Linked DNA regions of Mus musculus: all the other regions are linked to region 3. Evidence: chromatin loops called from intact Hi-C (ENCODE). Cell type or tissue: heart. All regions are shown on one strand.

Region 1 (8,000 bases), 50 kb after region 3:
TAATCCCAGCACTCGAGAGGCAGAGGCAGGCGGATTTCTGAGTTTGAGGCCAGCCTGGTCTACAAAGTGAGTTCCAGGACAGCCAGGGAAACCCTGTCTCAGAAAGAAAAATGAGAAAAAAAATTCCTTTTATTACCTTATGTGTATGATTTTTTGGCTTTATGTATGCCTGTGTACTATGTGTGTGCCTGTTGCTCATAGAAGCCAGAAGAAAGCATCAGATCTTGAGAAACTGGAGTTTCAGATGGTTGTGAGCTGCGTGTGGGTGTTTTATAGGTATATATATATTGTGTGTGTTTGGGGTTACATGTGCTACAGTGCGCATGTGTAGGTCAGAGAATGACTTTATGGAACTGATTGTCTCCTTCTTCCTTCATGTGGCTTCCAGGGCTTGACCTCAGGCCATTAAGTTTTTGAAGCAAATACCTTTACCCGATGAGCTATTTCACTGGCCCTTAAAGCTGTCTTTATGTGTACATAAAGACATAATATGTACATATTGTTACTCATGCTTATGTTTATATATTGTTTACATGACATCAAGCTAGCTTTTGTTTGTTTGTTTGTTTGTTTGTTTGTTTTTTCGAGACAGGGTTTCTCTGCATGGCCCTGGCTGTCCTGGAACTCACTCTGTAGACCAGGCTGGCCTTGAACTCAGAAATCCGCCTGCCTCTGCCTCCCAAATGCTAGGATTAAAGGCGTGTGCCACCACTGCCTGGCTTCAAACTGGCTTATAAGTAAATGGCCATATACATTTTTAAAATTAAGTTAGTCCACATATTTTGAATTCATAGCACAAGGAAAGTTTTAAAACAAAGCGTACAAATAAAAAGTCTTAGTCAGGATGCTATCTGGTTAGCCATTGCCTCTAAACTAGCCCGTGAGTGGTCTAAAATCGTCCCTATTGCCTATAAAAACAAACTGGCTCCCAGGGCATGATGGGTCTTGTCCAGGGTTTATAGTCTCACTCTCATAGACAATAGCCTTCATCTGCAAGATGATCCTCTAAGCTCTGTGAGTCCTAGAACACAAAGATAAGGGCAATGACTTAGCTCCGCACTTTCAGTTTTATTTCATTAATATGCCTGAAAAAAGATTTTGTTTCATCAAGATAATTGCTAAGTTTCTACTAAGTGTGTCAGGCTTCTAGTTAAAAAACTCGGGTCTTAGCCGGGCGGTGGTGGCACACGCCTTTAATCCCAGCACTTGGGAGGCAGAGGCAGTGGATTTCTGAGTTCGAGGCCAGCCTGGTCTACAACGTGAGTTCCAGGACAGCCAGAGCTATACAGAGAAACCCTGTCTCGAAGAAAAACAAAACAAAACAAAACAAAACAAAACACGGGTCTTGTGAGTCTTGTAAAAGAGTTAAGATTTATTTAAAGCTCGGTCTCTATCAAGCTTTATAAAGGTGTTATACAGCAATTAAATTTGTTTATATAATTTTAAAATTATGTGTGAGAGTGTATGTGTAAGTGAGTGTGTGTGTGTGTGTGTGTGTGTGATTGGTGTGGGAGGGTGCCTGCAGGGGCCAGAGGTGTTGAATTTCCATGGATCCATAGTAATAGGTGGTTAGGAGTTACTGGGAAACTAAGCTCAGGTCCTATTTCACATAAAATTTAATTGCTTGGACCTTGGGTGGCCATGCTGTCCTGTGTGGTGTTTACTACTGCAGTTGCAGCACCCCACATCTGAAGAATGCAGTGGTCCAAGAACCATGGTATAACCAGTAACAGCTGGGTAGTGGTGGCGCATGCCTTTAATCCCAGCACTTGGGAGGCAGAGGCAATCAGATTTAGATTTGTGAGTTCGAGGACAGCCTGGTCTACAAAGTGAGTTCCAGGACAGCCAGGGCTATACAGAGAAACCCTGTCTCAACCCCTCCCCCCCCCAAATAAAATAACTCATTTAGCTTTATTTTATGTACATTGTTGTGAAGGTGTCAGATCCCTTTGAAGTGGAGTTACACACAGTCATAAGTTACCATGTGGGTGCTGAGAATTGAACCCAGGTTTCTTGGAAAGGCAGACCGTGCTCTTAACCACAAAGCCATCCCTCTAACACCTGTGAAGAACCTCGTATAGTAGGGGGTGGTAGCCAAAGATACTCATAGCAGGTTAAACTCCTGAGAACAAGTGACTGTGGAGGTGGCAAGTCAGCCCAACACTCAGAAAAGGCTCAGAGAAGATTGAGAAGACAGCGATGAAAGGATTTAAGAGCTGGAGGGTAAGGGTAGAGTGTTTTCCCTCTAATACAGGAGTGTTTGAATGAGGCATTCTCTGTAGTCTCAGGCATTTGCATACTTGGTTCCTAGTTGTCGGTACTATTTGCAGAGGTGTGGCTTTGTTGGAGGAGTGCTCACTCTACTTCCCACTACAGTTTGAGAGGTGAGCTGATACAGTTTGAGATTGTCCTGCTGGTGTGCCTCCTGCTGCTGCACTTCCCTATGGTGATGGTAATGAACTCTTTTCCCTCTGGACAATAAACTTAAGTCTCTGTATAGCCCTGGCTGTCCTGGAACTCACTCTGTAGACCAGGCTGGCCTTGAACTCAGAGATCCACCTGCCTCTGCCTCCCAAGTGCTGGGATTAAAGGCGTGCACCACCACGCCCGGCTGGTAAATAACATTTTATTACATTGTGTGTGTGCCATGGCATATGTGTGGTGGTCAGAGAAGAGCTTGTGGGAATTGGTTCTCTTTTTCCACCATGTGGGCCCTGTAAACTCAAGTCATTGCAATTTGTGGCAAGTGTCCTTACATCTTAAGACATCTCAGTGGCCCCAAGTGTGTGTGTGTGTGCTCATGTTCGTATGTAATATGTGAGTGAAGTGAGTAGCACTAGAAAAAGGCATCAAATCTCCTGGAGCTAGAGTTACAGGCTGTTGTAAGCAACTGGGAAGCAAACTCTGCTTCTCTGAGCCATTTTTTCCAGATCTTGCCACCCAATAACATTTTTTACCTGTATTTTTAGTTTATGTTTATGGGTGGCAGGCCTGCATACACGTCAGTGGATCACATGGATGCAGTACTCCCAGAGGCCAGCAGAGGGTGCCAAACCACCTTGGGACCAGATCTCAGATGGCTCTGAAACAGCAGCAGCCAGGGTTTTAAACCTCTGACCATTTCTCTGGCCCCAATAACATCTTTAAAGCAATATTTTAGCTAAACCTGGTGGATCATATCTATAATTTCAGCCTTTGTGAGACAGAGGTGTGATGACAAGAAATTCAAAATTAGCTTGAGTTATAAAATGAGTTTGAGGCCAGCCTGGACTACATGAGAGCAGCCTTGCCCAGCTAAGATAAAATCCTTTCTTCAAAGGAGAAAGAGGAAGAGGGAGACAGAACCCTAAGAGACTGTCACATAGATGAGTCAGCTGGCCAATACCTACAAATAAGAAGAGCTGACACACTCCTTTAATCCCAGTACTAGGGAAGCAGAGCCACCCATCTCTGAGTTCCAGGACAGCTATGGCTACACAGAGAAACCCTGACTTGAAAAATCAGAAGACAAGGAGGAGGTAGCAGAGGAAGAAGTGGTACTGTGACTGCCAGAGAAAAGTAGCAGGCTGTTACTAATAAGAAGCTGCCCTTGCCCGGCGTGGTGGCGTATGCCTTTAATCCCAGCACTTAGGAGGCAGAGGCAGGCGATTTCTGAGTTTGAGGCCAGTCTGGTCTACAGAGTGAGCTCCAGGACAGCCAAGGCTACACAGAGAAACCCTGTCTCGAAAAAAAGAAGAAGAAGAAGAAGAAGAAGAAGAAGAAGAAGAAGAAGAAGAAGAAGAAGAAGAAGAAGAAGAAGAAGAAGAAGAAGAAGAAGCTGCCATTACTAAGTTACTATGCAAAGTGAAGAGGCGGTGATACAAACAGCCAATTGACTGCAGAAGAGGCTGGGATTTAGCCTGGTCAGTCTATGATAGTTAGTGGTGAGCTGTTCCTAACTGTTTCCTAATACCTGAAGCTAGGTAGCCAGAAGAAAGCCTGAGGGGCTGCATGGCAAAGGCTGCAGCTCTCCAATATCTGTGTGTACGAATCAGATTCTGGACTCCTTAGCAAATATGAAGTTGTCTGGTCTGTCTATCAGCACAGGTCTTTGTGGTCTAATGTAGGGAGAGGGCAGAAGATAGCCTAAAGGAGCACAAATGATTGCTGCACAAACAGCAAGTCTAGAGTGAAGGGAATGGAACTGAGACTGCATCAGAGTCAAACATCATTCTATTTTTTGAGACTGGGTAGCCCTAGTTATCCTGGAAGTCTCTATTTAGACCAGACTGGCCTTGAATTCACTTGCTTCTGCCTCCCAAGTGCTAGACTCAAAGGTGTGCACCACCTTACCAAGTTACATTGTTCTCTTAAAGATAGGTTGAGCAAACAAACAGGTTATACACACAGTAGTAGATCAATCTTATGTTTCAAGTGACCTCAAGGTAAATAAATAATAATAAATAAATAATTACTATTAACTCTGGCTGTGAGGTCCAGCAATACTTCCAGTCTCTTGGGATGTAAAAGATTTTTTTTTTTTGGTTTTTTTTTTCCAGACAGGGTTTCTCTATCTCACTTTGTAGACCAGGCTGGCCTCGAACTCAGAAATCCTCCTGCCTCTGCCTCCCAAGTGCTGGGATTAAAGGCGTGCGTCACCATGCCCAGCATAAAAGATATTTTTATCATAATGTATTGCCACAGGAAATGTGCCAGTGCTTATAGCACTTGGAAAAAACTGTTATCTGCCTATAGATCTTGAGGAAGGGTGGGTCCTCTGAACCCCTCCTCCTTTAATGACAAGGTGTTGATGAGCTCCAATCTTGTGGGGATCCGATACAGGGAATCATAGCTGCTGTGAGTTCAAGAGCGCAACTGCCATGTCCTGCCAGGAAGTCCCACTCCATTGCCCCATTTTTCCTGCTCTTGCATTCTTCCTGTCTGTCTCTTCATAATGTTCCCCGGTCTTTGAAGAGTGTGATATGGTAACACCTTTTTTTTTTTTTCGTTTTCCGAGACAGGGTTTCTCTGTATAGTCCTGGCTGTCCTGGAACTCACTCTGTAGACCAGGCTGGCCTCGAACTCAGAAATCCGCCTGCCTCTACCTCCCAAGTGCTGGGATTAAAGGCGTGCGCCACCATCGCCCAGATGAACTGATTCTTTCTAAGGTAAGTTTGACAGGCACCACTTGTCCATTTAGCAAAACAATAGCAGTAACTTCCACTTTAGTATCCAAGACCTTCCTAACAAGGTTTTGTTTTTTGTTTTTTGTTTTTTTTTTTGACAAGGTCAAACTGTGTAGCTTTATCTGGCCTAAAAATAGTTACAACCTTGAACTCACAGAAATAGGTCTGCATTTACCTTGCAGGTGCACCACAATGCCTGGCTAGCAAGGAGGTTTTTTTTCTTGTTGTTGTTGTTGTTTTTTTTGTTTTGTTTTGTTTTGTTTTACATTTTATTTTTTAATTTTTTTCCATTTTTTATTAGGTATTTAGCTCATTTACATTTCCAATGCTATACCAAAAGTCCCCCATATCCACCCACCCCCACGCCCCTGCCCACCCACTCCCCCTTTTTGGCCCTGGTGTTCCCCTGTACTGGGGCATATAAAGTTTGCAAGTCCAATGGGCCTCTCTTTCCAGTGATGGCCGACTAGGCCATCTTTTGATATATATGCAGCTAGAGTCAAGAGCTCCGGGGTACTGGTTAGTTCATAATGTTGTTCCACCTATAGGGTTGCAGTTCCCTTTAGCTCCTTGGGTACTTTCTCTAGCTCCTTCATTGGGAGCCCTGTGATCCATCCATTAGCTGACTGTGAGCATCCAATTCTGTGTTTGCTAGGCCCCGGCATAGTCTGACAAGAGACAGCTACATCTGGGTCCTTTCAATAAAATCTTGCTAGTGTATGCAATGGTGTCAGCGTTTGGATGCTGATTATGGGGTGGATCCCTGGATATGGCAGTCTCTACATGGTCCATCCTTTCATCTCAGCTCCAAACTTTGTCTCTGTAACTCCTTCCAAGGGTGTTTTGTTCCCAAATCTAAGGAGGGGCATAGTGTCCACACTTCAGTCTTCATTCTTCTTGAGTTTCATGTGTTTAGCAAATTGTATCTTATATCTTGGGTATCCTAGGTTTGGGGCTAATATCCACTTATCAGTGAGTACATATTGTGTGAGTTTCTTTGTGAATGTGTTACCTCACTCAGGATGATGCCCTCCAAGTCCATTCATTTGGCTAGGAATTTCATAAATTAATTCTTTTTAATAGCTGAGTAGTACTCCATTGTGTAGATGTACCACATTTTCTGTATCCATTCCTCTGTTGAGGGGCATCTAGGTTCTTTCCAGCTTCTGGCTATTATAAATAAGGCTGCTATGAACATAGTGGAGCATGTGTCCTTCTTACCAGTTGGGGCATCTTCTGGATATATGCCCAGGAGAGGTATTGCTGGATCCTCTGGTAGTACTATGTCCAATTTTCTGAGGAACCGCCAGACTGATTTCCAGAGTGGTTGTACAAGCCTGCAATCCCACCAACAATGGAGGAGTGTTCCTCTTTCTCCACATCCACGCCAGCATCTGCTGTCACCTGAATTTTTGATCTTAGCCATTCTGACTGGTGTGAGGTGGAATCTCAGGGTTGTTTTGATTTGCATTTCCCTGATGATTAAGGATGTTGAACATTTTTTCAGGTGCTTCTCTGCCATTCGGTATTCCTCAGGTGAGAATTCTTTGTTCAGTTCTGAGCCCCATTTTTTAATGGGGTTATTTGATTTTCTGAAGTCCACCTTCTTGAGTTCTTTATATATGTTGGATATTAGTCCCCTATCTGATTTAGGATAGGTAAAGATCCTTTCCCAATCTGTTGGTGGTCTTTTTGTCTTATTGACGGTGTCTTTTGCCTTGCAGAAACTTTGGAGTTTCATTAGGTCCCATTTGTCAATTCTCGATCTTACAGCACAAGCCATTGCTGTTCTGTTTAGGAATTTTTCCCCTGTGCCCATATCTTCAAGGCTTTTCCCCACTTTCTCCTCTAGAAGTTTCAGTGTCTCTGGTTTTATGTGAAGTTCCTTGATCCACTTAGATTTGACCTTAGTACAAGGAGATAAGTATGGATCGATTCGCATTCTTCTACACGATAACAACCAGTTGTGCCAGCACCAATTGTTGAAAATGCTGTCTTTCTTCCACTGGATGGTTTTAGCTCCCTTGTCGAAGATCAAGTGACCATAGGTGTGTGGGTTCATTTCTGGGTCTTCAATTCTATTCCATTGGTCTACTTGTCTGTCTCTATACCAGTATCATGCAGTTTTTATCACAATTGGTCTGTAGTAAAGCTTTAGGTCTGGCATGGTGATTCCTCCAGAAGTTCTTTTATCCTTGAGAAGACTTTTTGCTATCCTAGGTTTTTTGTTATTCCACACAAATTTGCAAATTGCTCCTTCCAATTCGTTGAAGAATTGAGTTGGAATTTTGATGGGGATTGCATTGAATCTGTAGATTGATTTTGGCAAGATAGCCATTTTTACAATGTTGATCCTGCCAATCCATGAGCATGGGAGATCTTTCCATCTTCTGAGATCTTCCTTAATTTCTTTCTTCAGAGACTTGAAGTTTTTATCATACAGATCTTTCACTTCCTTAGTTAGAGTCACGCCAAGATATTTTATATTATTTGTGACTATTGAGAAGGGTGTTGTTTCCCTAATTTCTTTCTCAGCCTGTTTATTCTTTGTATAGAGAAAGGCCATTGACTTGTTTGAGTTTATTTTATATCCAGCTACTTCACCGAAGCTGTTTATCAGGTTTAGGAGTTCTCTGGTAGAATTTTTAGGGTCACTTATATATACTATCATATCATCTGCAAAAAGTGATATTTTGACTTCCTCTTTTCCAATTTGTATCCCCTTGATCTCCTTTTGTTGTCAAATTGCTCTGGCTAATACTTCAAGTACTATGTTGAAAAGGTAGGGAGAAAGTGGGCAGCCTTGTCTAGTCCCTGATTTTAGTGGGATTGCTT
Region 2 (8,000 bases), 54 kb before region 3:
ATGATCGGACTTCTGAGAAAATTCAGGAATGTAATGTACCACCATGCTTCTTACTTAGAAACAGCGTGGTATGCCAGGTGGCTGACCATCAGGTCATTCTTGCATTTTCTCCTACATAGTAGGTCTGGATACAGGTGCTTGACAGGTTGGTAGAAGAATGGCTCTCAGTATCTTTATCCTCCCCCTACTACCTTCTGCTTCCGTCCAAGAGCTAAAATAGTTGAGGGTTCTAAGGAACACGACTGAAGTCAGGAATCTCATTGGTGTTCAGGGAGCTAGTACTAGAGTTTGGTGACTGGTCAGAAGCTGCCAAAATCTTTTAAGCACCTGAAGCAATGTCAACAAAGTTCCCAAGGCCAAAACAGGACCTAGACCTCTGTCTGGCAGTCCTACCCATCAGCACAGTGTTTATGCAGACATTGTTGCTGCAGCAAGCATTCCCTTCTCAAGTGAATATGTACCATGTACTCAAAATCTGCCTGTCAGAGCCTGGTATAGCTGTCTCCTGTGAGGCTCTACCAGTGCCTGGCAAATACAGAAGTGGATGCTCACAGTCATCCATTGGATGGAGCACAGGGTCCCCAATGAAGGAGCCAAAGTAAGTACCCAGGGGTCTGAAGCCCCATAGGAGGAACATCAATATGAACTAACCAGTACCCCCAGAGCTCCTTGGAACTAAACCACCAATCAAAGAAAACACATGGTGGAACTTGTGGTTTTAGCTATATATGTAGGAGAGGATGGCCTACTCGATCAATAAGAGGAGAGGCCCTTGGTCCTGTGAAGGCTCTATGCCCCAGTATAGGGGAATGGGAGTGGGTGGGTTGGGGAGCAGGGGGAGTGGGGAGGTGGTAGGGGATTTTCAGAGGGGAAACTAGGAAAGGGGATAACATTTGAAATGTAAATAAAGAAAGTATCTAGCCAGGTGTGGTGGTGCATGCCTTTAATCCCAGCACCAGGCAGGCAGATTTCTGAGTTCGAGGCTAGCCTGGTCTACAAAGTGAGCTCCAGGACAGCCAGGGCTATACAGAGAAACCCTGTCTCGAAAAACCAAAAAAAAAAAAAAAAGAAAGAAAGAAAGAAAGAAAGAAAAAGTATCTAATTAAAAAAAAAAAATCTGTCTGTCATAGTGATACCTGCCTGTATCCCTAAGGTTAAGGAGGCTGAGGCAGGAGGATCATGAATTCAAAGCCAGCTTCGGCTACATAACAAGTTTCAGGCTAGTCTGAGCAATATAGGAGATACTGTCTTTAATAATTCTGCTCATCCTGATATATAGAGTATAACTTGGGCCTGCATAAGCCTCCTAGCAATGTAAAAAACTATAAGGCAAAACTACAGAGACCCTGGGGACCACAATGTGCTGACCTAGAATATCCTACAGAAGTCTGTACTTCCATGGGTTTTTTTTTGTTTGTTTTATAAGTTAGATCAATGAACCACACCCCCCCCAACCCAAGACGTGTTAATTCTTTTTCTTTGTTTTCTCTCTCTCTCTCTCTCTCCCTCACCCCGGCTGTGTCTCTCTCTCTGTGTGTGTGTGTGTGTGTGTGTTTGAGAAAGGATCACTGCATGTAAGTCAAGCTAGCTTTAAACTTGTGATCTCTCTGCCTAAGCCTTCCAAGTGCTAGGATTACAGGCAAAGATACCATGCATACCTGTTCTAGCACTGGGTAGTCTGATGGGAGGGAATTGAGGATCCTTTTGTTTACTAAAGGAGACACATTGGAGTTATTTTTTTTTTAATCAAGCAAATTCACGTCAACACAATACTTCGGTGCTCTCTTGAGTGCCTCAATATGAATTTCTGGTTCCCAGGTCAGAATCTTTATAGTATGGGTTAGGACCCCAGGGCTGGAAGAGGTTGGACAGACCTGGATCCATCTGTAGGAGCTGGAAATCCTAGAGTTCTGGAGCGATGCTTGTCAGATTTCCCATTCAAATTTTACAGAGAAAAATGATCAAGAAATTTGAGGGTCTCATTTTGAGACCTGCATGGTCCTAATTTTCAACCGTACGTGGGCCTAGAGGATATGGCCTACTATATATAATAGGGCGTGCTGCTTGCCTAGCACATATAAAGCCTAGGTTCAATCCCTAGTACCACAAAGGAAAAGAAGAAAGCAAACATATTAAGTCGTAACCCCATGTCTGTGCACAGTGAGTGTTCCCTGCACAGTCGGTCAGAATGACAGGAACAAGAGGATCAAAACCAGAGGGTTTTCAGCATCACTCATTTGCTCCAGCATACTTCTGGATATAAGGTCAGCTGTATCCCATTTTCCAGAGCTCCTGGCTAGGTGACATTTCTAGGTCCCCTTCCTCTCGCTTAAGTCAGATTTAGGAAGAACAAAGGCTTGGATGAAACATCTTCATTAGACTACCAGGACAACCCTTGAGGCAAGGAAAGATGTTTACCAGTTAATATGAGGGTATTTCTCAACAAATTTGTCAATGGGTAATATCTGTGAATAGAGGAATTTTCATCTGTGGGGTAATTCATTAACTAGAGAAGCTTGGGCGAGTGGGAATTAGAACTTTCTATAGTAGGCATGATCTGGTGGAACATGTCTATTATAATCCCAGGAATGAAAAAACAGAGGCAGGAGGATTGCAGTAAATTTGAGGTCAGCCTGTCTTAAAATGGGGGTGGGTGGCAAAATAGAGCTGGGGAAATGTCTTAATGGACAAAGCACTTGTCATGCAAGTATGACAACCTGGCACTGAATCTACATCAAGCTGAGCAGCGGTAGCTGACTTGCATTCATATGTAAACTGGGGGGAGGAGAAAAAAGAATACCAGGAAAGCTAGCCCAGTGTATGGGGTGAACAATGAGACCCGTGTCAAAGTAAAGCGGAGGTCAGACACCCAAGGCTATAATTTGCCTGCCATGGCATGTATAAACCTTTTCTAATACACACCAGCATATACAGAGAAATAAAAGGAAACAAAAAAATTACTGTACTAAGATGTCTAAGTTTTGAGTAGAGGGAATATTAAATGAATTTTAGTTGATAATGCAAAGTAATGATCATTTCTGTTTTGCAGGTTCTCAGTGCTAATCCCAATGTTGAGATTATTACCAATATATCAAAATTTCTGTAAAGTATAAAAACTCAACACCTTTTTTGTTTTGTTTTGTTTTGTTTTGTTTTGTTTTGTTTTGTTTTCCAATACAGGGGTTCTCTGTGTAGTCCTGGCTGTCCTGAACTTCACAAACTTGCTCTGTAGACTAGGCTGGCCTTTATTCCCCACTCCCACCCCACCCCACCCCCGCTTTATTTTTCCGCTAGAGATTGAACCTAGGGTTTTCTACATACCAGGCATGTGCTCTACCACTAAGCTTCATTTCTAGCCTCCAAACTCAACATTTTGCATCTTTTCCTTGTTCATTGGTTTCTGGAAGCTCCCAGCAGGTTATCAGTATCTTAAGCTTGTTCCCAAACACTATACAGAAATATTGCTGCTGTCTGATAGTTCTTTATTTCACCATCTAAGAGAAAGAAAGATGGAGGAAAAGTAGACAGTGTTCAGGCTTCAGTTTTTCCTGGGGGAAGGCTTCAGGTCATCGGGCCCCAAGGGATCTCCAGGTGCACAAGCCTGGATTCCGTGGCAGGCAAGCAAAGTGACGGCTCTGGTAGTCCTCAGAGCCCACGAGGACCTGATCCGTCCACAAACAGTGAGTGTCACTCTCCAGTTTGCAAGGGATAGATAAACAGGGAAACACCTAGAAGAGGGGAAAAAGGCCCATCTCTGAGGATTTCTCTTTCCCTCTGTTTGTTCTCTCCCTTGTATAGAGTCTCAGTCTCTCTCTCTCTCTCCCGCCCTCCCCCCCCCCACACACACACACCAGGGAGCTGCTAGGAAGGGTTTGTGTTGCCCTACTTGTGCTTAAACCCAAGAACAGCTTCTCCCATTTGAGGAACAGAAAGCCAGTGTTCTGGAATTGCTGTTAGAGAACTGTCACTTGAAGTCACTCAGACAGGCCTCCTGAAGAACCGTCCCACAGGGCAGAGAAGTGATAGTATGGGGAACAGTTGGCATGCAGGAAGAGCAAGCATAAGAAAAGGCAGCAGGGAGGGCTGGAGAGATGGCTCAGTGGTTAAGAGCACTGACTGCTCTTCCAGAGGTCCTGAATTCAGTTCCCCAGCAATGACATGGTGGCTCACAACCATTTGTAATGGGATCCAATGCCCTCTTCTGATGTGTCTGAAGACAGCTACAGTGTACTCATATACATAAAATAAATAAATCTTTTTTTAAAAGGAAAGGCAGCAAGGCTCTTGGACAATGACTGGGGAGGGGGCTGGTCAGAGGATGTTTGGTGCCACCAGGAAAAAGTTTTGAAATAGTCAGATGGCTGGCGTGTGTCCCTGTGGATTTGGAGAATAGTCCTTTGAATTCTTGCAGCTTATGCCTGGGGAAGCAAAATCCAATCGGGGAGGTCAGAAACAGAGAGTGGTGTCTCAGAATAGTCACAAAGGAAAGTTAGACAGACAGCGAAGGTTCAGGGAACAGGCAGTCCAGAGATAACAAAACAACCAAAATTTCCAAAAGAACAGGCCCAGGGGTGGAGCAATGGCAAGAGAAATCAAAGATAGTGATTGGGTTTGGGCAGCAACTACAACTGCATACAATAGCCAGAGGGAAAAAGAAACCATTCCAAGACTTATCTCCTGGAGGAAAACTGGGTCCAGGCACTTACTGTGCACACCCCACAGCCAGCACTATAGGTCTTTGAGAAAGCTCTTTGCTGAGCAGGGCTCAGAGTACGCCAGGGAACCAAGAAGCTGCAGGCACTGATGTGCAAATTTCCGTTCCTTAGGCGGCCTGTAAGAGAAGCAAGAAACCAATAGGCTTTTGGATTGGCTGGGTGGGGTCGGAGTGGTCACCTAATTAGCATTAGGTTACAGACCCTCCCACTCCCATTTCAACCAGGCCCTTTTCCTTTAGAGCCTAACTCCTCCCAGTTGCCTGAAAGCATTAGGGATGTGGCCCAAGGTGAAGGGGCGGGGCCTCACCCGTGATGAGAAACTCTTCACTGCGGTTCTGGGACTTGTGGGCATATCCACAGAGGCTTTCCATGACTGGGGTGTAGGCGTACCGGATATCTGCGGCATTTCCCACAGCCTTGAATCCTTTTAGCATCTGCCCATGAGTGACAAAAAGTACATCTTTTACTGACATAATCCTCCCACTCCACTCTCTTTCCTGATGGCAATATATCTAAATCACAAGTTTACAGAAAACATCCACACCAACGAAAGGTTAGATGCTTCTATTTTGAGGAGAAGGAATAGGTTAGGTACAGCCATGGAGGGAGGGAGGGAAGGGAAAATACCTTAGTCATCTTGATCTTATAACGCTGGTATAAGGTGGTCTCGTTGATTTCTGGGGAACCCATGAATTTAGCCCTTATGACTAGAGGAAAGGAAGGGGAAATGGGGAATCAAATGGGCAAGCAGCATGAACCCATAGCAGCAAAGCATATATACAGCATAATTCAAATGGCTTCCACATCAGTTGATTCATCTACATATTGTCTATTCTTTTAGGCACTGTTTTAAGCCCTTTTCATATATCCATTTATTGGCTTACTCAACAAATATTTTGGAGTGCCTGGTGCCAGCCACTGTTCAGGGTGTTAGGGACAGTGACCCAAATACAGGAATCCATTTCCTTATGGAGCTCACATTCAAGCCAGGAGGAGACAGACTAACATTAAGTAGCCAGGCATGGTGGCACAGGCCTGTAACCCTAGCTCTGTCAGAGCCTGATGGAGGATCACTTTACTCTGAGTTCAAGACTAGTCTAGACAATTTAGTGAGAACCTGTTTAAAATAAAAAATTCACCAAAAAAAGGGTTGGGTTTGTAGCTCAATTGTGCAGTATTTGCCTGGATCCTAGGTTCAATCCCCGGTACCAAGGGGAAAAAGAAAAAAAGGTATGTGGATTGTTACAGGCTATTAAGTGGGTTAGAAAATTAGAATAGGGAAGGGGTTGACAGATGCTTTGCTTGACCACAATTTACTCAGGCTCATTAACCTTCTTCCAAGCTCATTAGTACAGTTTCTCTTTAAAATCCACTTGTAGCGAAGTATCCTAAATTAGGTTAGTGAAAACACCCACCCTTATCTGATTCTCCTCAGTATGTGATGGGGCCACCAGATGATTATACTAGCCAGTTTTCAAGAGACCTAAACTGGGTGTGATGGCACAGACCTGCAATCTCAGCACTTGGATGGCTGAGTGGGAAGGATCAGGGGTTCAAGGCCAGCCTGGGTTATATAGTGAGACCTAGTCTCAAAAACAAAAAGTAAGCTGATAGGCTAGAGAGATGACTTAATGGTTAAGAGCACTTGCTGCTCTTTGAGGTCCCAAGTTTAGTTCCCAGAATCCACATAGGGTAGCTCACAACCATTCATAACTCCAGCTCCAGGGGATTTGATGCCTTGAGGACCCACAGGCACCTACACACCACACATGGAATACACACAAACATACACATAAATAAAAATAATCTTTTTAATGGATTTAGCCTGAATCCTCTTGCCTTTGATATTTCTTCTCAATGGTTTCCCATTCACCAACTCCCAAACTGTTCCTTGGCCATTGAGTTCCATTTGCCCATGTAATGTTGAGAGTTAATCTATCTCCCCCCACCACCCCCATCTCTTGGCAAATTCTAATTGTCATGGTCCTGAATGAAGTCTGCCTGCCTGTGTCCTAAGAAGTGCCATTAACAGCATATGTAACAAAGGTTCAGGAGTACTATGTGGCTGGCATTAAATTTAAAATTAAATAAAAGTAGGCAAGCACCTCAGTAAGATGACTTTTAAGGCAGCCACCCATGTAGATAACTACAGAAAAGCATGTACATAGTACTGGGAGCAGCCAGCACAAAGGTAGGCTTAGGCCCAAGGATGTCAGTGTGGCAAAAGCAGATGTATGGAAGGGTAAGTAGAACTGTCCTAGAGACAACTGCCATAATGAACCCTATTGGATTAAGAGGGACAGAAAGGGGGCCAGACTCACCCAGGTCCGAGTTGCAGAAGGCTGTCTGTGGGTGGGGTGGGGCACAGCTACAGGCCTTACTGGAAGCTATCAGTGATAGCAACAAGAGGATGCCAGATGCCAGAGATGCAAAGGGGGCCATCATGGTATCTGCTGGTAAAGAGTAGGTGTTAATAGGTTCCCAGACCAACGGCTTACATGGCCATTGGTCCTAGGGAGATTTGGGACCTCTTTAGGTTAGAGAATGGAGTTGTGGCAGTTGGTGAATAAGGGAGCGGAGAACGTTGAGAATTTAACAGAATTGGGAAAATCTGACATTTGTGTAGTGATGAATTTGGAGTTTGGGAAACTGGAGAAATATAATGAGGAATTAGGGCTATTAAAATATAATGGGCTGAGGATTTCAGAGATATTGGGGGGTTAGAACAGGTTTGGGGTTTTAGGGAGCTGGAGAAAATGGGGGTTAAGGGTCTTGGGGAATTTGGAGGTTTACGACAATGGTAATGCTTGAGGAATTTGTAGGCAGAAGAACTGTTGAAGTTCCATGAACCAGACATGGCAAAGAGAACAGGGGAGTTACCAGGAACCATAAGGATTGAGGGACAGGCAAGTTGGGAAGTCTTCAAGGTATTAAAGGCTTGTGGGTTTGGAGCACTTAGCAAAGGCATGAAGGAGTCTGGAGAGTCCAGCTTGGGACGATCATTCCAGGCCCTCTCCCGTTATATTCCTCTTTAGCTAACTAGGGATCCTGATACCTGCAAGCCACGTGAGCAGTTAGTCTGGCAAGGGCTGCATGAGCCGCACCAACACAGGCTCCAGGCAAGCCCCAGTTCTGCCAGGACACCCGGCTCCCACTTACCTCTGGTGTGTCTCTAGGAGCCCCGATCTGCGATGATGGCGGCAGGGGCTGCACAGTGGAGAATAAATGTCCATGCGAAGGGCGGAGTTGGCGGGGAAATCACTGCCTCCAGGCTTCCTGGACGCA
Region 3 (8,000 bases):
GAACTACATAGATGACCATCCTGCTGGTGGCCTCTGATATCACTTGTCATAATTTTAAAATTTGTTCTTTAGAGAGCTGGCCTCATAGGTTCAAACTCATCAACTTTCAAAGTAGCTGAGATCATAGGCAAGTGCCAACATACCTGATAAAATTAAACTTTGACTTTAAGGATGTGGTTAACATGCAGCTGTAACGACATAGAAAAGGGTTTCATGGCCTTCACCAGATTTCCTCCACTGATCACATCTGCTAGAGATGCACTCCGATGTAACAGCTCAGCCCCAAAGGGCTCTTCTACTGCCCTGACTCAGGACCACAGTCATGACCTTTATGTACTTCCCATCTGTGTCCTCAAGATCTGGCACTAATCTGCTCTATCCCTCAAATTCTGTCATTAAAAGACTGCTATATAAATAGAAATATAAGCCGGGCAGTGGTGGCACACACCTTTAATCCCAGGACTTGGGAGGCCGAGGCAGGTGGGTTTCTGAGTTTGAGACCAGCCATCCAGGGCTACAAGAAACCCTGTCTCGAAAAAAACAAAACAAAACAAAACAAAACAAAGCAAAAAAAATATATGATACATTATTTTGTTTGGGCAGAGAGGATACCATGTAGCCCAGGCTGCCTTAGATCTAGTTGTGTAGCCTAGGCTCAAACTAGAACTCATCTGGCCTTCCACATCCCAAGTGCTAGGATTAGAGGTATGGACCACTAGGCCTGGCCACATGTGTGCTCATCCAGATTTGGCTTTTTCCACTTAGTTTTGAAAGATCCTGACAGAATGTAAAAGGTCACAGAAGCCCTGAAATTGGCAAGATAGACATCAGTGTTAGCAGAACTAGCTTCACTGATTTGGAAAAATAGAGGTGCACAATGCTCTGGCCACTCCTAGAACCCATGTGTCTGCCAATGTTCTGACCGTTCCTTGAACCCAGGTGTGTGCCCACTGCTGAAGTTCACTGGTAGGTGTTTGTGATATTGGTTGCTGGGGAAGAGTTGGAAAATCTCCCCAGCAACCACAGCCGGGCCAATCTGGAGTTGCTTCACCTACACCAGACTCTTTCCTTGTACCCCTCCCATACCCATTTCTTGAGAATAGACATTGTTTAGATCTGGAAATCCCCTACTCTCCCCCCTTCTCTTTTCCCCCCTGAGGGCCTATAAAAACTGGGACCCCTTTCCCCTTGGGGTTGACTCCTCTACCCCTGCATGGGATATGAGTCGCCCCCAGAGCTCTGGCTTTCCCCAATAAAGCCTCATGTGGTTTATATCAAGCTTGGTCTCTCGTGAGTTCTTGGGTGTCTGCTATTGTCCCAAGGCCTGAGCGAGGGGCTCCTCTCGGAGTCTTTCAGTTTAAAGCCTTGAAAATTCATCTAAGTTATTCCATTGTATCAATATTTTCTTACCTATAATTAATTTCCTTTAAAAAAAGACTGATTCTTATTTAGCTTAGGCTGGCTTTGAACTCTAGTGAACAACTCTATAGTAGTACCCAAAGATGACCTTGAACTATTGCCTTCACCTGTTGACTGCTGGCTGGGATTGCAGATGTGTGCTACTATGCCTGACTGTTCCTTTTTATCACTGGGTGCCATTTCATGGTAGGATACACCATGGCTTACCCACTCATGTGACTATGGAAGACAAGATGCTTCCACTTTTGTTATTAATAAAGTTGCTATGATCGTTCCAGTAAAGTTTTCAATGTGACTGGGGGTATTCATTTCTAGGATAATTACCTAAGACTGTAACTACTACACTGTAGGAAGTTATGTATTTTGTTACAACGAAACTGACTTTCTTTTTTTCAGAATGTATTATTTTTTAAAGTAGTTTTTTATTTGTTTGGTTTTTTTTTTTTCAGTTTTTTGAGACAGGGTTTCTCTGTGTAGCCCTGGCTGTCCTGGAACTCACTTTGTAGACCAGGCTGGCCTCGAACTCAGAAATCCACCTGCCTCTGCCTCCCGAGTGCTGGGACTAAAGGCGTGCGCCACCACGCCCGGCTTGTTCGTTTGTTTGTTTTTGTTTCATCTGTACTTTAGCAGGACTAGTGCTCACTCTTCATGGTGTAGTCAAATATAAAATAAATGTTAAGAGCTGGGCATGGTAGTGCACTCTTTTAATCCCAGCACTTGGGGAGGCAGAGGCAGGTGGATTTCTGAGTTCGAGGCCAGCCTGGTCTACAAAGTGGGTTCTAGGACAGCCAGAGCTATACAGAGAAACCCTGTCTCGAAAAGACAAAAAAAAAATGTTAAAGAACTAAGTAGTGGTTGTAGAACCCTGTAAATGTTTTGCTTCCGTGTATACATGTGTACTACCTCTGTGCCAAGTGCTCATGGAGGCCAAAAGTTGGAGTTACAGAGGGTTGTATGCTATGTGTGCTGGGAAACAAACCTGAATCCTCTGGAAGAAATGCCAGTCCTCTTAAACCCTGAGCTATCATTCCCACTCCATAATTGGCCATTTAGTAATAAGTCGAGCTTGCCATTGGCCAAAACCAGAGATGATTAACCTTTTATCACATATCTCTGAGATTATTACTTCCTGCACTTGAGATTAGCGCCTATACTATATATAGTGTCTTTGACACTCACTCAAACTCATAAGAGATCTACCAATCTGTAGGTGTCAGAGACATCCTGTCTGTGGCAGGAGAGGTTATTGCAACCTACTTTTTTAAAAATGAGAATTAAAAAATCATTTAATAATGAATAAAATTGCTATTTTACAAAAGAGGGAAAGTTTTGGACAGAGAAGGAATTGGTAAATAAGACATTAGGTTGTTTCAGAACTAAAAATAATGCTAAGGAATCTAACCTTTCTTTTTTTTATTAGATATTTTCTTCATTTACATTAACCTACTTGACCATACTCTAGTTATGTGCCAACCACCAAATTGACATAGCGGGCACAATGAGATGCATAGTGATAATAGTGGGGAGGAGACACAAGGTTTCCAAACCAAACCAAAGCCCTAAAAGAAATGAAAAGAAGATGGAAGGAAGAAGGAAGGGAGGGAGAGAGGGAGGGAGGGAGGGAGGGAGGGAGGGAGGGAGGGAGGGAGGGAGGAGGAGTATAACTAACTCTCCCTTCACTCGGCAGCTGGCAAGATTACAGCTCACCTGTTCTGTTGTTTTTCTTTTAAATTCTATAAAATAGTCCTTCAGCTTCATTCTCAGTCTGATTTAAAATTCTTTTTGTTGTTGTTTGTTGTGTTTGTTTGTTTGTTTGTTTGAGACAGGGTTTCTCTGTGTAGCCTTGGCTGAAATTCTTTTTATTAAGAATCCAAATGGGAGTCCGCATTTCCCCAGTAACACTGTATCAAGTAAAACTGTGAGAAGACATATTTGTGTGTGTGTGCGTGTGTGTGCGCGCACATATGCTTTCCTTGTGTTAACTACTCTTGGCTAAAGGGTGTTAGCCATGGCCCTTTATAAAGTGCAAGAAAGGTTGCACCCCCTTTTCTATCCCCAGACTTACAACAGGTCTTCTGCGGTCCCTAACTGCACTTGAATGTGATGTGGCCCTGTCTTCCTCCCCAGAGCTCTTCTTATACCCCTTTGCATCTCAGTGGTCAAGGAAATCGACACATATGATTGTGTAGACAGATAAATGAAGATGACCTAGCTAGCCCAGTTGATAGAAATGGGAAAATATGTGTGGATCCCAAGTTTTTGTGAGCTCCAATCAAGTATCCACGTCCTGAGACCTAAAATGTCCCAGTGACTCAGTGTCTTAGCTGGAACCCCTAGCCTCGGTGTTAATAGGTTCCTTTCCCTCCTCTCGGTAGCCGCACAGGTGAAGTGGCCCTACTGTTTACATCTGTAGGGTCCCTAGAGCAAGCAGCAGCTCGGTGCTTTCTGGAATCAACCTTCACTTTTGTCTACTGAGGGTCATGTCTCTTGCCTGGAAATCCGTCCTGTGGGGTTTGGGTCAGGTCATACAGTCTTTGGCCCCAGGGTGGCAGCAGAGATAGTCTGTCTGGTCCAAGCAAACAGAGGCAAGCAGAGGCGTGGCAAAGCATGATTTGCTGGATGATGAAATGTTAACTGTTTCCCACTTGGAGTGATTTCCTAGCGGATTTGTGCAGCACCGGGGGCAGTGTGTGTGTGTGTGTGTGTGTGTGTGTGTGTGTGTGTGTGTGTGTGTGTGTGCGTGTGCATGTGTGTGCAGAGTAAAACCCAGAACTAAACAGGGTTGGACTTGAGAAAAAGAGGAAAGGGGATGCAAAATGGATGAATAGGGAGGGGTATTATCTGGTTGAAAAGGACTTGGGGAGGAGGCTGGTTCCTAGCACCAACAACTCCCTCTGCTGGCTCTTAAAAACATTGTCTTGCCATCTGAGATGCCATCTAGGCATTTATTGGGACATGAACCTAGGACTGGCAAATCCCTGAGCCCAGAGTGTTCTGGACCTCCCTCACATCCCAATTCCTCTGCCTGCAGCTAGGCGAATGGAGTCCATGACTCTTCAAGCGCCACAATCACCAACCCAAAATTGTTCTGTTCTTTTTGGCAGCTCCTCTTAGAGCCAGAAAGCAGAAGGTACTGCTTCATTGCAGAGGCTTCAGTCCGGAGATTTCCAGGGGCTGCGGCAGGTCGAGATTAACTCCCACGGCCGCAGTACCCACAGGGGCTTGTATCATGAGCCCTGCTGGCCAGCCATTCCGGGCTCTTCTGTCTGCCTATTCTCTCTAGGCCTAGCAACACCAGCTAGTTCTGCAAGAGTGCCCGCGGGAGATGACTCTGAAATTAACACGAGGGAGGGCTCGACGAGGCAGGGGAGGGAACGGCCAGGAGAAAGCCCAGGAGATGCAAAGTGGAGAAGGGGGGCGGGGAGAGAAAACCAGAACTGATGGTTGTAGCATGAACGCCAGGGGGTGCCAGAGACCGCCTGAGGCCAAGGCCAAGGTCTGCAGCATGATGGCGTCCCCACGCAGTCCGCAGTCCCAGGGAGGGGCTGCCTCCCTACCGCGCATTGCAGTGGTGGCTACAGTTCTGCCTGCCTAAGCGCCATCATCAGGATCTAGGTTTGCTACGTGGACTAATCATCTGTTCCATTTCCCACCTCTTAGTATCTTCCCCATCTTCTTTTCCATCCTCATCCTCTCTTAATCAATATAAGTAGATAGATGATAGATATTAATTGAAAGGTATATGTTTAAAGGTACTTGTATTTTCTGTAAGAGGAAACATTTGAATTCAAATATTGTATGGGAAAGTGTGGACTAAGAAATTAAGGAAACCTATAGATGGTTTCTCTAAAATGTTATGAAACCATCAAAAATATTACTGACACAACACAGAAAGATTAATTTAAATCTAATCCTGTAACAGGAGAGACTAAGGCAGGAAGATCACAAATTCCTGGCCAGGCTGGGCTATATGTAGTATAGTGAGTTCTAGGCTGACCTAAGCTACAGTGACCCTGTCTCAAAAATCAAATAATAATGAAAAGAGAAGACAAAAAAAAAATTCAAACTAAAAAACAAAAACAAAAAACAAAAAACAAAAACCTTTTGTAGATGTGGAAGTACTTTCCCATATTTTGAAATTGGTTGAGTGTAGATGAACTGATATTCAAATGAAGTATGATCCTCCCTTTGTTTACAAAAGAAGAGATACAAGCTGCAACTTGGTTGTTATAGGGGCAGGATTTGAGGAAAACATTAGGGTTCCCCATTAAACCTCAGCTGTCAGAGAGACACATCTGTTTCCTTTCTACTTCTACCCAGGCATTCCATCTTTTGACCAACAACGCTCATCTTTTAGCCCCTTCTCAAATCTAAAAATCCTAGGCCTCCTGATCTCCTATTAATATTTCTCTGCTGAAAAAAAAAAAAAAAGCTAAGAATTGCGGGGCAGTGGTGGTGCATGCCTTTAATCCCAGCCTTTGGGAGGCAGAGGCAGGCGGATTTATGAGTTTGAGGCCAGCCTGGTCTACAGAGTGAGTTCCAGGACAGCCAGAGCTACACAGAGAAACCTTGTCTCAAAAGAAAAAAAAAAAAGCTAAGAATTTCTCAGTCTAATAAATTGGCCAAGTCTATTCACACCTGGCACTAGAAGCCAGACATTTAGACTCCAGTTTACAGGTTCCTAGAAACTACACACACACACACACACACACACACACACACCATACAAATGTATCAGACAAACGAGGCAGATTTCCACTCCAAGTCTGTGATTCCTACTAGGGAGCTTCAGAGCACCTATGCATCAAGGCTTTTGGCGTGATAGATGGAACTTAAAGAGACCCAGATGATATGGGCTAGGCACAATTTGGTGCCCAATACATCGTTGTGAAAAAAAAAAGACACTAAACTGGCACTGTGGCAAGCATGGTTGCACTACCTGTAGTCCCAGCTACTCAGTAGGATGAGTTCCTCGAGACAATCTGGGCCATACTGAGAGTGCATATCACACACATGTGCATGTGTAACACCTCCTCCCCAACTAAACAAGCACCAACCACTTCCAGGGATTTCCTAAGCTAGTCCTTTCTATTTGATCACTTGACTCTATGTGGGTGAGGGCACTGGACCAGGGAAGGAATCTGCTTTCGCACTGCTCCCCCCACTCCCACCCCCTACCCCCCCCCCCCCACAGAGGCACAGAAGGGAAACCTCAGCAGACAACACCATGTAAGAGGAGGAAGTTTCGGCATCTTTCACCCAAATGTGGAGGAGCATTCTATCTTGGTCCTTTGGACTGAAAGGGTGATGGAAAGAGTGTCCTATCTCTTGTATTCTCGATGCACAGCTCTGGTTGCAGACGGACTGAGGTCTATGTCTGTCAAAACTGCCGAACAAACTTGTCCTTTTCCCCCACCCCACATGCCTGGTTGGCCTGGCGTCAGAGAGGACCTGGCAGCAAGATGTTGGAGGAGTGGGGGTGAGAAGTGGAGCCACCCTGACTCATTCCTGTCCCTCTTCTTCTGCTCAGGAAAGTGTTGGCCTCTTTTGTTCTCTGCACCTGGCATGGCCTCTCTCTTCCAATTTGTCACCATGACTTGAGTCAATGGAGGCATGAGTCAGGATCTGGAACTGACTCAGGCACGGAAGGGAGGGGGTGGACCTGTCTACATTACTTCCTGTCGTTGTGCCAAGCTGCAGGGCACAAATAAGACTTGTGCCTTCAACCACTACACGTGTCTAGGAGGAGGGCATCAAAGGGACCAGGAAATGACAACTGTCATTTTCCCTACTTCCCGAATCTATCTGCCGCAGCTATTTTTGCTGTATGTCCTAGGCCACCCTGACACCCAACCACATTGCCCTAGTATCTGGAAGGATTTCTCACTCACTTCACCCATGCTGTTCATCAGAATCTCAGGATGCATTAGAATGGGAAATAGTGTGCTTTAGAACCAAGAATACATGACAGTTCTCCAATTGTCAAAGCTAAGGTAGAAATGGCAACTTGAGAGCCATATATTAAGTGGAGGAATCTACTTTCTGATCATGGTTGTATCCTCCCACTCTGTTTCTCCATCATTTTTAATATGGTCCTCCAAATCTATAGGTCTCATATCCATACTTCAACCAACTATGGGGTGAAATTTGGGGAGGTTGTTTTGTTATTGGTTTTAGTTTTTCTTTTGAGACAGGTTCTCACTGTGTCTCTCCTGCTGTTATGGAACTTGGTGTATAGATCAGGCTGGCCTCAAACTCAGAGATCTGTCTGCCTCTAGAATTATATGTATGTGGCACCATGGTTAGCTGCAATGTCCATTCTTAACTGCTGAGCCATCTCTCCAGCCCAGCAAGTATTTTAAAAACGTATTTATTTTTATTTAATGTGTATATTTTACCTGAATATATATATGGAACAAGCAAAAAAAAAACTTATTCTAAATTCATTTCATTTTCAGACTCCATTTAGTCAGAAGGAGAAACTAAATGCTAAGTCCCAGGCCCCAGGGACTTCCCAGTAGCCGAACAGCTACTGTTGTAAGGAAACGATTGTCTGAGTGCAGACATCTCAGGGACAACTT

The links. A loop is a pair of places that touch in the nucleus more often than their neighbours do. Peaks named below come from ENCODE experiments on the same cell type or tissue, not always from the same donor. Only the 100,000 strongest peaks of a DNase experiment are listed, where the experiment ranks them.
Region 1: it touches region 3 in a loop (5-fold over the local background); 3 of 42 quality-filtered maps call a loop at or near these places.
Region 2: it touches region 3 in a loop (2.8-fold over the local background); 4 of 42 quality-filtered maps call a loop at or near these places.

What each region holds. Positions count from the first base shown.
Region 1 is chrX:20,766,221-20,774,220 of GRCm38, reverse strand. No RefSeq gene overlaps it. Among named protein-coding and RNA genes, the nearest start is that of Gm26065, 30 kb to the left of the region's middle. In heart, a CTCF peak has its summit at 3,034 (motif pointing right); a DNase peak (open chromatin) is centred at 3,040.
Region 2 is chrX:20,870,199-20,878,198 of GRCm38, reverse strand. All of the region lies in intron 5 of Syn1 (synapsin I), which reads left to right. Timp1 (tissue inhibitor of metalloproteinase 1) reads right to left here. Exons shown (of 6, transcript NM_011593.2): 1 at 7,875-8,000; 2 at 7,037-7,165; 3 at 5,343-5,422; 4 at 5,023-5,149; 5 at 4,707-4,831; 6 at 3,462-3,728. The coding sequence starts at 7,160. The coding sequence ends at 3,567. Among named protein-coding and RNA genes, the nearest start is that of Timp1, 4.0 kb to the right of the region's middle. In heart, no CTCF peak of the experiment used is centred here; no DNase peak of the experiment used is centred here; H3K4me3 peaks cover 450 bases; H3K27ac peaks cover 466 bases.
Region 3 is chrX:20,816,229-20,824,228 of GRCm38, reverse strand. It overlaps a transcript of Araf not described here. Among named protein-coding and RNA genes, the nearest start is that of Gm26065, 20 kb to the right of the region's middle. In heart, CTCF peaks have their summits at 3,944 (motif pointing right) and 4,899 (motif pointing right); DNase peaks (open chromatin) are centred at 3,968 and 4,868; H3K4me3 peaks cover 859 bases; H3K27ac peaks cover 481 bases.